Linked DNA regions of Homo sapiens: region 1 is linked to region 2. Evidence: chromatin contacts called from ENCODE Hi-C data. All regions are on one chromosome and are shown on one strand. The core of a region is the stretch at or near the end of the contact, and the rest is flanking DNA. Distances in the headings are between cores, read along the strand shown. Region 1 overlaps CTDSPL (CTD small phosphatase like). Region 2 overlaps TRANK1 (tetratricopeptide repeat and ankyrin repeat containing 1).

Region 1 (5,337 bases), core at 2,593-5,092, 990 kb after region 2:
CCCCCACAAGGAGGCAACATCTTGGGTGGGTCAGTGGCCTCCCACTGAACAACACTGCAGTTAGACAGAGTCTTACACCAGCCTGCCCCAGGGGTCACCGGTCACCCGTTAACTACAGGACACATTGTGGCTGCTTTCCTCAACACAGGCCTGTGGCTGTGGCAAGTGCTCACTGGATCCCACATCCTCTCCAATACGTTACTCAGAGAGTTTCAGATGCACAGTATTGCACAACTCTAGGGGGCAACATCTACAGTGAAAGGTATGTGAGCTGTGCTCCAAGAAACACCGTTCTGAAGTTGAATAACATGGTGGTGCTGGTCCCAGGTGGGCTTCAGTTGTTTGAGACTGTTTGAGGCTCTTTGAGATGGTGGTGGGCTTCTCATTATCTGGCAGCTAGAGAGCCAAGCACAGGCCTTGGCCTACTGGTATACTAAGCCAAGGGTAAGGGCACAGTGGAGAGTATGCGTTCTATGAAAAGATGGAGGAGAGGACTTGGGAAGGGGCAGCCGGTCCGATTGCTGGAATTCCTGAGGCAGACTTTGTTGTTAGAAAAGGAGGCTGCTGTTAGCTACACCTCTCATTCCTAGCTAGTAAGAGGTGAAGGACAGTTGTCAGGACAAATGAGGGAATATGTATGCACATACTTTGAAACAGCGATCCATTTGAGAGGCCTTCTTGTTGCTGTTATTACAGCTGCTGCTGCAGCAAAACAGCTTTGAACCCTGAGGTATGAGGCTGATTTTGGAAGCTGGGGCAGGGGGTGGGAGAGATTCTGGTAACACAGGATGTGTGAACTTATGTTCATTGACCAGGACCTGAGCAGGACTGATGAATAAGGGTCTTCTGTCTCCTCAGTAGTGGCTTTAGGTTATTGTGTAATTCTTGGGACCTTAGGGTCAAACAAGGATGTCCTTGCTATCACAAGGGTTATCACAAACATGTCCAGGCAGACAGTCAGCAAAGGATGTACCGCACCTGCCACACCCCTGCCAGACTCCTCTCAATTTGAGCTGTGAGGTGACTTCATAGTAACAGGCACAAGCTCAGAGCTTCTTGGGGACAAAAGCCCAGGAGTCCCTCTTCTTGTCCACCTTGCATTTCTACTCTTCCCCAGAGAAGCTACAATGGGTCAAGCGACTACCACTGTCAGGACAGGGTTCCTGCCAAGTCCATGTGCAGTTGCTTCTGGCTGGTACCAGGTCACCAGGCCAGCCTTTACTGCCGCTGCCACCAGGTTACTGACTTATTCAAGCAGTTCATGCAGTGGCTATTACAGTGTAAGCAGAAAATAACCAAGATGGCACTCCCCTCCTCACAGGATCCCTGCTGCACACTCTTGTGGCTTCAGGACTTCTCCTTCAACCTGTCCAAGGCTGGAAGGCAGGATAGTAAATCGTAACATGAAGAATTCTATAGGATAAAGTTGGCTCTGTGGGCTGGCTGCCTGTCAGACTGCCAGCAGAACAGAGCAGCCTTTCACTGAAACTTTGAACTTAATTATGTGACATTTGCACCTGAAGCAGAGAAGCAAGCCAGATTGCTGAGAAGAGCCAAGCTGGTTAGGGTTCTTTTCTTGGCTATTTAGCACCAGTTCCCTTTGAGGAAGGGTCTGCACTTGGCCCCTTCTTAGGCATCCAGGAGAAGGAGGAGTGGGGCACTCTATCAGGCATTGAGGAAAGGACCCGCCCAGTGGATGGAAGACCCTAGGGTACTGATCTCACCTGAGATGAGAAAGAACTTCACAGTGTGAAGAGCTGTACAAGGGAGAACTGGCTCACCAGGAGGTGGTGACCCATTGGATGATAAATGGGGGCACCTGTCAAGGGCAAGAGGTCCCCTTCCTACTCCCTGGCTAGAGAACTAGCCCACCCCGGGCTCCCAAAGATCAGTATCTGTGAGTGCCAGACTGAGACTAGACCCTGGGAATGGCATAGCTCACCAGAGCCTTGGTGTTCAGCCTGTGGCTCTCTGCTCAGCCCCCTTTTTATAGAGAAAACGTATGAGTGGCCAGGAGTCCCTTTCTTCCCACATGGCCAGGATATATCTCCCTGTTGCATCAGACAGACCTGATCCAAATCTCTGCTACTTCCTTCTCTGATCTGGGAAAGTCATTTTGCTGCCCATCCTTGCCTCTTAAATGCAATATTACAGCAGCCTCCTAACTGGATTTCCTGCCTCTAGGTCTCCTCATCATCACCCTGTCCATCTTTCCAAGTAACTAGCCAAAACATGACTCAGTCTAATCACTCCTCTGGAAGCCTTCAGTGCCTCCTCACTGCCTACAAGAAACAGAAGGTGGGAGAACCTTCCTTTGTGATTTGACCCCCCGCTGCCTCTCCGAGTCTTGTTACACTTTGTACTGCCCACAGCTTCAAACACGGGGACTCAGAAAACATTTAAAGATGGAATGAATGAATATAAAAAGTAAAAAGCTGAGCAAAAATGCTCTAGTGTTTTTAATTTTGTAGTTACAGAGCTATCATGCTAATATCTACATAAGATTAATCATTGGTAGTGTTTTCACAGTTTCCCTGATACAAGCCTGTTATCCAAAGAATTGGGAAGCCTGCCTTACTTCATAAAGGGGGCAAGGTTTATAGAATATATAAAGGAAATTAAGAGTCAAATAACGTTTTGATCTTTGATTTTGAATTTGTCTCAGATAATGCCTACAAAAAGGATCTCAATGATTCATTCTTTTTTTAGCCAGCCAGTTCTCCAGTCAAGTTTTAAAAGACTTGGAAGAACATGTGATTTTTAAAATATCCTGGAGTTTTTTTCCAGGCCTGGGCAACTCGTGGGTCAATGCACAGCTATTTCTGTATGTAAGTAGGCTGGGAGAATACTCTGTCAGTTCACAAAGGCCAGGGGCCTGACTGCCTGAGCTAGGCTTCCTTCCCCCCCTCCCTCCTTGTGCCACAGCTGGGCACTGCAGAAGTGCAGACATGTTCTCCAGACCTACTTGTGTTTGCATACCTATACCTGCTGCAAGGTGTTTTATTCTGAGTTGTGGTTTCTTTAGATTGTGAGAACCTTGGCTCCCATGTCCAAGGTGTAACACACAGGTCTGAACAACATAGGCTTTGGGAACTGTACCATGGAGAAGTAGCTTTGGAATACACCATTTATAAAAGAGAAATAAACAAATTCCAGCTGATTTGAAAGCCTGATATTTTTCCAGGTTTTAGTCATGCTTATAGGAGAAGATACTCTCAAATCCAATGAAGAGGAGAGAAGAGTATGGACTGGCACCCAGGGATTGAGTTCTCAGCTCAGCTCTGCAAATCGCCCATTGATTTTTCTGGGCCAGGCCTTTCCCCTGCAGAGGCGCAGTACCTTTCAAGTCAGGAGGGTTGGGTTAGTTAGTTCTTGTGCCGGATGTTTTCTGTTTGCCCTCCACATCTACTCTCTGTCCTACCCTGTGCCCTGGAAGCCGACCAGTGGGGACTCTATGAATGGGCTTCTTTGCTTCCTGGCCCCTATTGTGTGCTTTGCCCAGTGGGGAGCACTAACAGGAGATCGGAGGAAGTATTGATTTCTCCTGGCTCCACCCTGTGGCATCACCAAAGGTCTGGGCTCCTGGCAGGCAGCCTTCTCCACAGGGCGCTCTGTCTCAGGGGTCCAGCAGCCTCTCCTTCCTCACCCTTTTGGGCCTAGGCATGTAAATGTGCGACTGTTACTGGTCCCAGACCACTGCACTTCGGTCCGTTCTATAAATGCTTCCCTTATTAAAGTCTCCTCAGATTACTCATTTTGAGAGTGCCATCTGTTTCCTGCCAGAACCCTGCTGGATAAAGTTCCTAAGATCTTTTCCAGCTCTGAAAAAAGATGACCACAAGCAGGGAGGAGCCAGCCCTTTGGAGCTCCTGTTTTTCACTGGTGCCTCCCTGAATGGTTCCCCAAGGTCATGGGAAGGAGGAACTGGTAGCAGTATGATCTCCAGGGCACAGAGTCCCTTAGGACAAGAGCCACTGATGCCCTGGTAGACACAGACTGTTAGGAACCTGATTCCCAAAGAGTGTAAAGTGTGCTGCTGTGCTGCCCACTCTAGTAGTGGGGAGAGGGTAAGGGACAATCCCACCAACTGAGGCTGGACTGTCACTGCCACTCCTTTCTGCCTTTGTGACTAAGAAAGTCACTTCGCCCTCTGAGCCTTTCCTTCCCTCCTAAACCAAAGCTGAGAATACCCACTCTGGCCCACACACAGTGGTTATGAGGTACAAACGAAGGCGTCTGTGTTCAAACTGCTTTGTTGAATGTAAAATGCAGGACTAAAGAGAGTTACAGTCATAAACAGCTTTTATTGTGGTAGGGGTCACAGCTAGGGCACAGAGCCCAGTAGGGACATTACCCCTGCTCCTGTCCCTGCCAAAAACCCCCACTTCCTTTTGTTCTTTCCTGGTATGTGCACTTGCTGAGACATATATGGCTCTTCGAGTGTCAATTTTAGGATCAAAGCATGACCTAAGTGATACCAAATTACAAAATCATGCCATCAAACTGCAGCAGCCGCCTTCTGACATCTCTGGAATTTAGATTCTGACCTTGAGGGTCTTAGGTGGCCATTTATGGCCTTCTAAAAGCAGCTGCTTCAAAATAGGTCTAAGGGAGGAGAATGAAGGAAATTAAGGGCATTTTTAAACCTATACATTCTTAATTATTAAAGTTATCACAGAGACTTCTTGAAATACATGAAAAATACATTCTTGAAAACTACAAATGTCAAGTGCAATTTTCTCTCTAAGGAAAAAATTAAGAGACTTAAAGAACTTGAGTCTTGTTCATTTGACACTGTTGATATTGTTCACCCATATGCATATAGAGCACATGTGCAGGATGAGTGGAGGAGGTGAAGGAGAAAGGATGAAAGAGTGACAGGCTGGGAGAGGACAGAGCATTAAATGCCCTGGGTGGGGGTGTACCACAGTGTATTTATCACACAGCAGTTAGGAACTGTACGTGTATCAGTGTGGGGGAATGTTAAGAACGTAGAGCTTAGTGGAAAAAATAAGAATGAGATGCACAGACTAATATTTCTATAAGTTAAAAATAAGTGCTCAGAAAAGTACAATGCACATTTTTCTAGCACTCCTGTAAACACAAAGATATACTTTAAGCATGTTAGAAAGTTTGCCTGTGGGTTGAGGGGAGTGGAGGTGGGCTGTGAGGATAAAGGGAAATAAAAAAGCATGTATACATACAGCGCATTTGCCTAGATACGGCTAGTGGTGTGCCAGGAACTATCACACATGGTAAATGCGACCCTATGCTCCTGAGATGCAAAACAAACAGAAAGTCTGCAGGGTTTTGTTTTTAAGAAGTCTGAAAGCTTCT
Region 2 (5,526 bases), core at 3,009-5,508:
TTAAGAACCTGGTTGCCGGATTCTTTCAGCAGCTCAGCGTAAGCTGTCAGGTCCATCCTGTGAGGAGACGGGGGAGACGCTTGCTGCCAGACCCGTGCAGGGCATGTTCACCTTCCGGTCTGCATTGCTGAAATCTGGAGAAGGAGTTCGCTCACTATGGCCCCACCCACCTTCAAAGGGCACATCTTGGCAACACCTCTCACCACCAGGAAACCAGGCAGAGTGTCTGACAAGACTATTTCTTTGTCAGTTCTTTTCTGTTCTCAAGGGTGGCCAGACCAATTCCATTTATTCAGCATTAATGATCTGGAGGAGGCTGCTTCCATGCATGAGACAACATAAACCTGGCAGGTAGTGAGTGCTATCCCTGTAACTGGCATTATTATTAATCTCATTTACCCATCATCACAGCCCACAGGAAGGCATTGTCCCCACTGTTCAGATGAGGAAACTGAGGCTCAGAGGTTCAAGTCACTTGCCTAAAAATCTGCTGATGGCATTTCCCATTTCTGACCCCAGATCTGACCAATTTCTAGTTTCTGCTCTTGACCACTGTACCACATCACGTATTGGTAAAAACTCAGCTGATAGTACTTCCACTCTCTTAGCAGATGGAACAGGGAGGGCAGGTGAAGGCCTCAGTATGCAAGTGGCTAGGACACAGAGACACAACCACTGTCTCTCCTGTCCCCCTCCTTTCTTAAAACACTATAAAATAAGCCTTGAAATATTTGTCCCTGAGACAGCCATTGCCTGCCTACTTGTCTGTGTCCCCCAAGGGTATTTGCCTCTTTCAGGTCAAACCCCTATTTTGTTAAGTTTTGTAGCCGTATGGCCTTGAACATAAGGGGTACTTAAATATCTGTGGTGTAACAATTGAATGCCAGACCCAGAGAAGACGCACATTACTGATTTTCTCCAGTGTGGCCTGGGTGGTTGGAGAGAACTGCCTGGCAGCCCTGACCACATGGGGGGCCTTGGTAAGTGTGCTGAACAAAGGCAGGAGAGGAGAGCACCCAGGAAGATCTTAAGAAGCAGCTGCCAAGGAGACAGGGAAAAGGTGGGGGTCAGAGAAGAGGTCCTTTAGTATTGCTTCCTCTCAAGATGGCAGAGGGAAAGGCAAATTGGTAGGGTAGGGTAGGTCTTAAATATGTGGACAGTTTCAGGTGTTCACAGATGACATGTACCTATGGGGTCATAAAATTTCTTAGGTGTCTTGATGACCAACACAATTCTTGGAGAGACAGTAATTATTAATTTTATCATTTTAAATCCAAGTAAGGGGTCAGAGGGGGAAACAGACCCAAGCACACATAAGTGGTGATTTATTTTAAACAATTTGACTTCTTGGGAATGGGGTTTTTGAACTGTACTCCACTTCTTAAGCAGAGCTTTAACAGAATGAGACACATGACTCTTAAGTCAGAATACTGAACTCTACCTATGCTTTTCATGTAGTAATCTCTAAATTATATGACTACTATTTACACAGAGATGACTAAGAAGAACATGAAAAAATGTAAAGAGCTATGTACTAGGGAATAAAGTATGCTTTTCTTTCAAATATTGTCGGCCATTTGTCCAATAAATATTCTTTAAGCTGGCCATGGTCAAACAACTGAAACAAGAAAATTGTTGCAATAACTGACAAAGAGTTCATATCCCTCCGTTATAAATAGCTTTCCACTGCAAGAAAAGACCAACATTCTCACCAAAATGTATAAGGGTCCTAAGAAACAATTCACAAAGAAACACCAAGTAATTGCTACTAAATATATGAAAAGTGGGTAAATAGGATCACCCTCACTAGTGCATAAGTAAATCAAAAATTGAACAACAAAATATCATTGGAAAATAATTAAAAGAATGACACGAAATGTTGGGGACACTGCTTACAGAGGAAATAGAATACATCATAAATAGGTTTAGCCTCATGGATGTTCACCACCTCGAAAACTTGGAAATAACTCTAAATGTTCCATAATATATAATGGGTTTAAATCAGTTATAGAAGATCCGTATGTTAGAACAACACACAGTTATTTTTAAAATCATGTTGTGGCTGGGCACAGTGGCTCACACCTGTAATCCCAGCACTTTGGGAGGCTGAGGCGGGCAGACCACCTGAGGTCAGGAGTTCGAGTCCAGCCTGGCCAACATGATGAAACGCCATGTCTTCTAAAAATACAAAAATCAGACAGGTGCGGTGGCACGCACCTGTAATCCCAGCTACTCGGGAGGCTGAGGCAGGAGAATCGCTTGAACCCAGGAGGGAGAGGTTGCAGTGAGCCAAGATCACACCACTACACTCCAGCCTGGGTGACAGAGTGAGACTCTATCTCCAAAAAATAAAATAAAATAAAATAAAATCATGTTGCAAAAGACCCAGTGCGCTGGCTCATGCCTGTAATCCCAGCACTTTAGGAGGCTGATCAGCTGAGGCGGGCGGATCACCTGAGGCCAGGAGTTCGAGACCAGCCCGGCCAACATGGTGAAACCCCGTCTTTACTAAAACTGCAGAAATTAGCCAGGCATAGTGGTGAGCACCTGTAATCGCAGCTTCTTGGGAGACTGAGGCAGGAGAATTGCTTGAACCCGGAAGGCAGAGGTTGCAGTGAGCCAAGATCACGCCACTGCACTCCAGCCTGGGTGACAAGCGCTAACTCCATCTGGAAAAAAAAAAATCGTGTTGTAAAAGAACATTTAATGACAGAGCAAGTTAGTAAATGAAAAATACAGGCCTATACGGTTGAAAAGGCATATTGTAAAAGAACATTTAATGACAGAGCAAGTTAGTAAATGAAAAATATAGGCCTATAAGGTTGAAAAGGCATATAATCCCAAATTGTTTTAAATACATAAAATGTATTGAAAATATGCCAAAATGTTAAAAGCCACGCCTTTGGGATTTGACAGAATTTTAATTTTCTTCCTTGATTTTCTGAATTTCCAATCACTCTACGATGTACCCTCTTACTAATCAGACCATAAATGTTATCAAACAGACTCTTTAAGGGTTTAACTGAAGAATTCAAACACAAGGTATTTCCATTGTATTTACAAATACAAAAAAAAAACTCTTCATTTCAATATTATTTTTCATAGTTCTCTAGAAACCAAGTCAGCTCTTAATGTTATGTGAGCAACAACAAATGTATTCACCCACCTATGTTTCTGCTTTTTATTGATACAATCACATCAAAGGTGAAAGAAGGAATGCCAACCATACAGAAGGCTTTTTTCTTCCTAATAGGATTCATTGAGAGTTACATTCTCATTACACGGAAGAATGCTTTATATCTCTACAATAGAATACAGATGGCTCCGTTGTTGGGTCTTTAAAAAAAAGAAAAAACTGACCAACTGATGATTTATTTATAAGATGAAATTATTAAATAAAAGTGGTAATAATTTACCATAATGACAATATTCTTCATAGCTAATATCTGCTAAGTACCTACTATGTGCTTTACATCATTGTGTCTTTTCATTCTTATAAGAAGCCTCGGCCAGGCACAGTGGCTCACGCCTGTAAACCCAACATTTTGGGAGGCCGAAGCAGGCAGATTAGCTGAGGTCAGGAGTTCGAGACCAGCCTGGCCAACATGGTGAAACCCCCATCTCTACTAAAAATATACAAAAATTAGCCAGGCATGGTAGTGCATGCCTATAGCCCCAGCTACTCAGGAAGCTGAGGCACGAGAATCACTTAAGCCCAGGAGATGCAGGTTGTAGTGAGCTGAGATCAAGCCACTGCATTCCAGCCTGGGCAACAGAGTGAGACTCTGTCAAAAAAAAAAAAAAGTGCTATAAGGTCAGCGTGACTCTATCTCTATTTTGCACATAAGGAAAGTGAAGCAAAGACAGGTTAAGCCACTTACCACTTGCCACAGTCACACTGAAATTGGTAATGTGAGAATTCCAACCTAGGTGGCCTCACTTTAAGAGCCAAACTACACTCTGAAGGGCCAAGACAGAGGCTAAAAGATCAGCACCCAGTAAAATCACTAGGGTATCTTATATTTTGGCTGGCACTGAGCACTCTACCCTGCACTTTCAGTTTCGTTAATGGTGTAAAAGCTACAAAATACTTAAGGACAATTGCACAGCTGCCTGGCTGGCTTTCAGAAATTTTCACTATGTCTCTATGAGAATTCAAACTCTAGTTGTTGGAAGCTGTCACAGGCTGCTGAGCTACATATGAGGAAGAAGATGCAAGAAAAATGCAAATGCACTGAGTAGATTTTGAAACAAGCAAGTCTGAAACAGAGCAGATCCAGGTGGTTGTGGGTTTTATGACTCATTGTGTATACGTATACACATGAAGTTCTGTAACTGACATACAGGATTACAGCAAAGACTGGCAACACAGATGGCCTATGGAGGGGTTATTACTGAAATGGGCAGAGAGGATGGCTTTCCCTTCATACATTATCTGGGTACTGCTTGAATTCTTGACAACAAATTTGTTTACTTTTTTATTTTATTTTTTTGGGGTTTTTTGTTTGCTTGCTTGCTTTTTTTGTTTAGGGTTGCCAAAAGAGCCCAAAAGCAGTCAATGATCCAAGATTAACTCGGGAATGCTGGCAGTAGCAGTAGATCCAAGTTGAAGCTAGAAAGAGTATGTCTCTTTTGTGTGTGTGTGTGTGTGTGTGTGTGTGTGTGATGGAGTCTCACTCTGTCACCCAGGCTGGAGTGCAGTGGCGCAATCTTGGCTCACTGCAACCTCCATCTCTCGAATTCAAGCCATTCTCCTGCTTCAGCTTCCTGAGTAGCTGGGATTACAGGCGTGCGCCCTGTAATCCCACCATGCCCAGCTAACTTTCTATATTTAGTAGAAATAGGGTTTCCCCATGTTGGCCAGACTGGTCTCGAACTCCTGACCTCAAGTGATCCGGCCGCCTCGTGTCCCAAAGTGCTGGGATTACAGGCTTGAGCCACCATGACCGTCCTTTTCCTTCTATCTTTCTATCTATCTTTCTTTCTTGCCTGTTTGCTTGCTTGCTTGCTTGCTTGCTCACTTACTTTCTTGCTTGCTTTCTTTTTCTTGCTTTGTTTCTCTCCTCTCCTCTCCTCTCCTCTCCTCTCTTTCTTTCTCTCCTCTCCTCTCCTCTCTTTCTTTCTCTCTCTCTTAAAAGTGACTCTTTCCTCTTCCCCGCAGGAAGGGTGCCACAGACAGTCAAGGATAAAAATCCAAAGTCAGAATATATCCTGGGGACTTCAATGTGTTTTGTTTTGTTTTTTTCTTTTTTTCTTGGGGAAAGGGGTACAAATGTGGGACAAGAAGAACAGGAATTTTCTTAAGAAACTCACTCAAAATATTTCATAAGGCCCCTGGAAAAGTATGTGGTGCTGCACCCAAGTCTTCCCTACCCAGGGCATTTAAATAGGACAAGACCGGAACACCTTGCCACCACCCCCCTCAGCTGTCTCACCATCCTGCCCCCGACCAAAGCCCAGTAAAGTGGCCTGCACTAAACCTAAGGCATTACCAGTGCAACTTATCCCCTTCGCCCATCAACTTTA

What was found. A loop is a pair of places that touch in the nucleus more often than their neighbours do. Pooled maps may share reads with other maps.
Region 1: a pooled map shows a loop between it and region 2 (10-fold over the local background). The contact joins two enhancer-like sites. A Hi-C loop is called at or near these places in 2 of 37 single-sample maps with no recorded cell type and 6 of 50 pooled maps.

What each region holds. Positions count from the first base shown.
Region 1 is chr3:37,902,690-37,908,026 of GRCh38, forward strand. All of the region lies in intron 1 of CTDSPL (CTD small phosphatase like), which reads left to right. Among named protein-coding and RNA genes, the nearest start is that of CTDSPL, 43 kb to the left of the region's middle. RefSeq lists enhancers at 920-1,646, 4,055-4,104 and a silencer at 3,309-3,603. Within about 2 kb of position 3,843, at least 10 of the 41 ENCODE cell types and tissues checked have a DNase peak (open chromatin) inside an H3K27ac peak, as active enhancers do.
Region 2 is chr3:36,908,398-36,913,923 of GRCh38, forward strand. It overlaps TRANK1 (tetratricopeptide repeat and ankyrin repeat containing 1), which reads right to left. Exons shown (of 24, transcript NM_001329998.2): 2 at 1-57. Among named protein-coding and RNA genes, the nearest start is that of TRANK1, 34 kb to the right of the region's middle. RefSeq lists enhancers at 1-46, 4,130-4,179 and a silencer at 2,216-2,384. Within about 2 kb of position 4,259, at least 11 of the 41 ENCODE cell types and tissues checked have a DNase peak (open chromatin) inside an H3K27ac peak, as active enhancers do.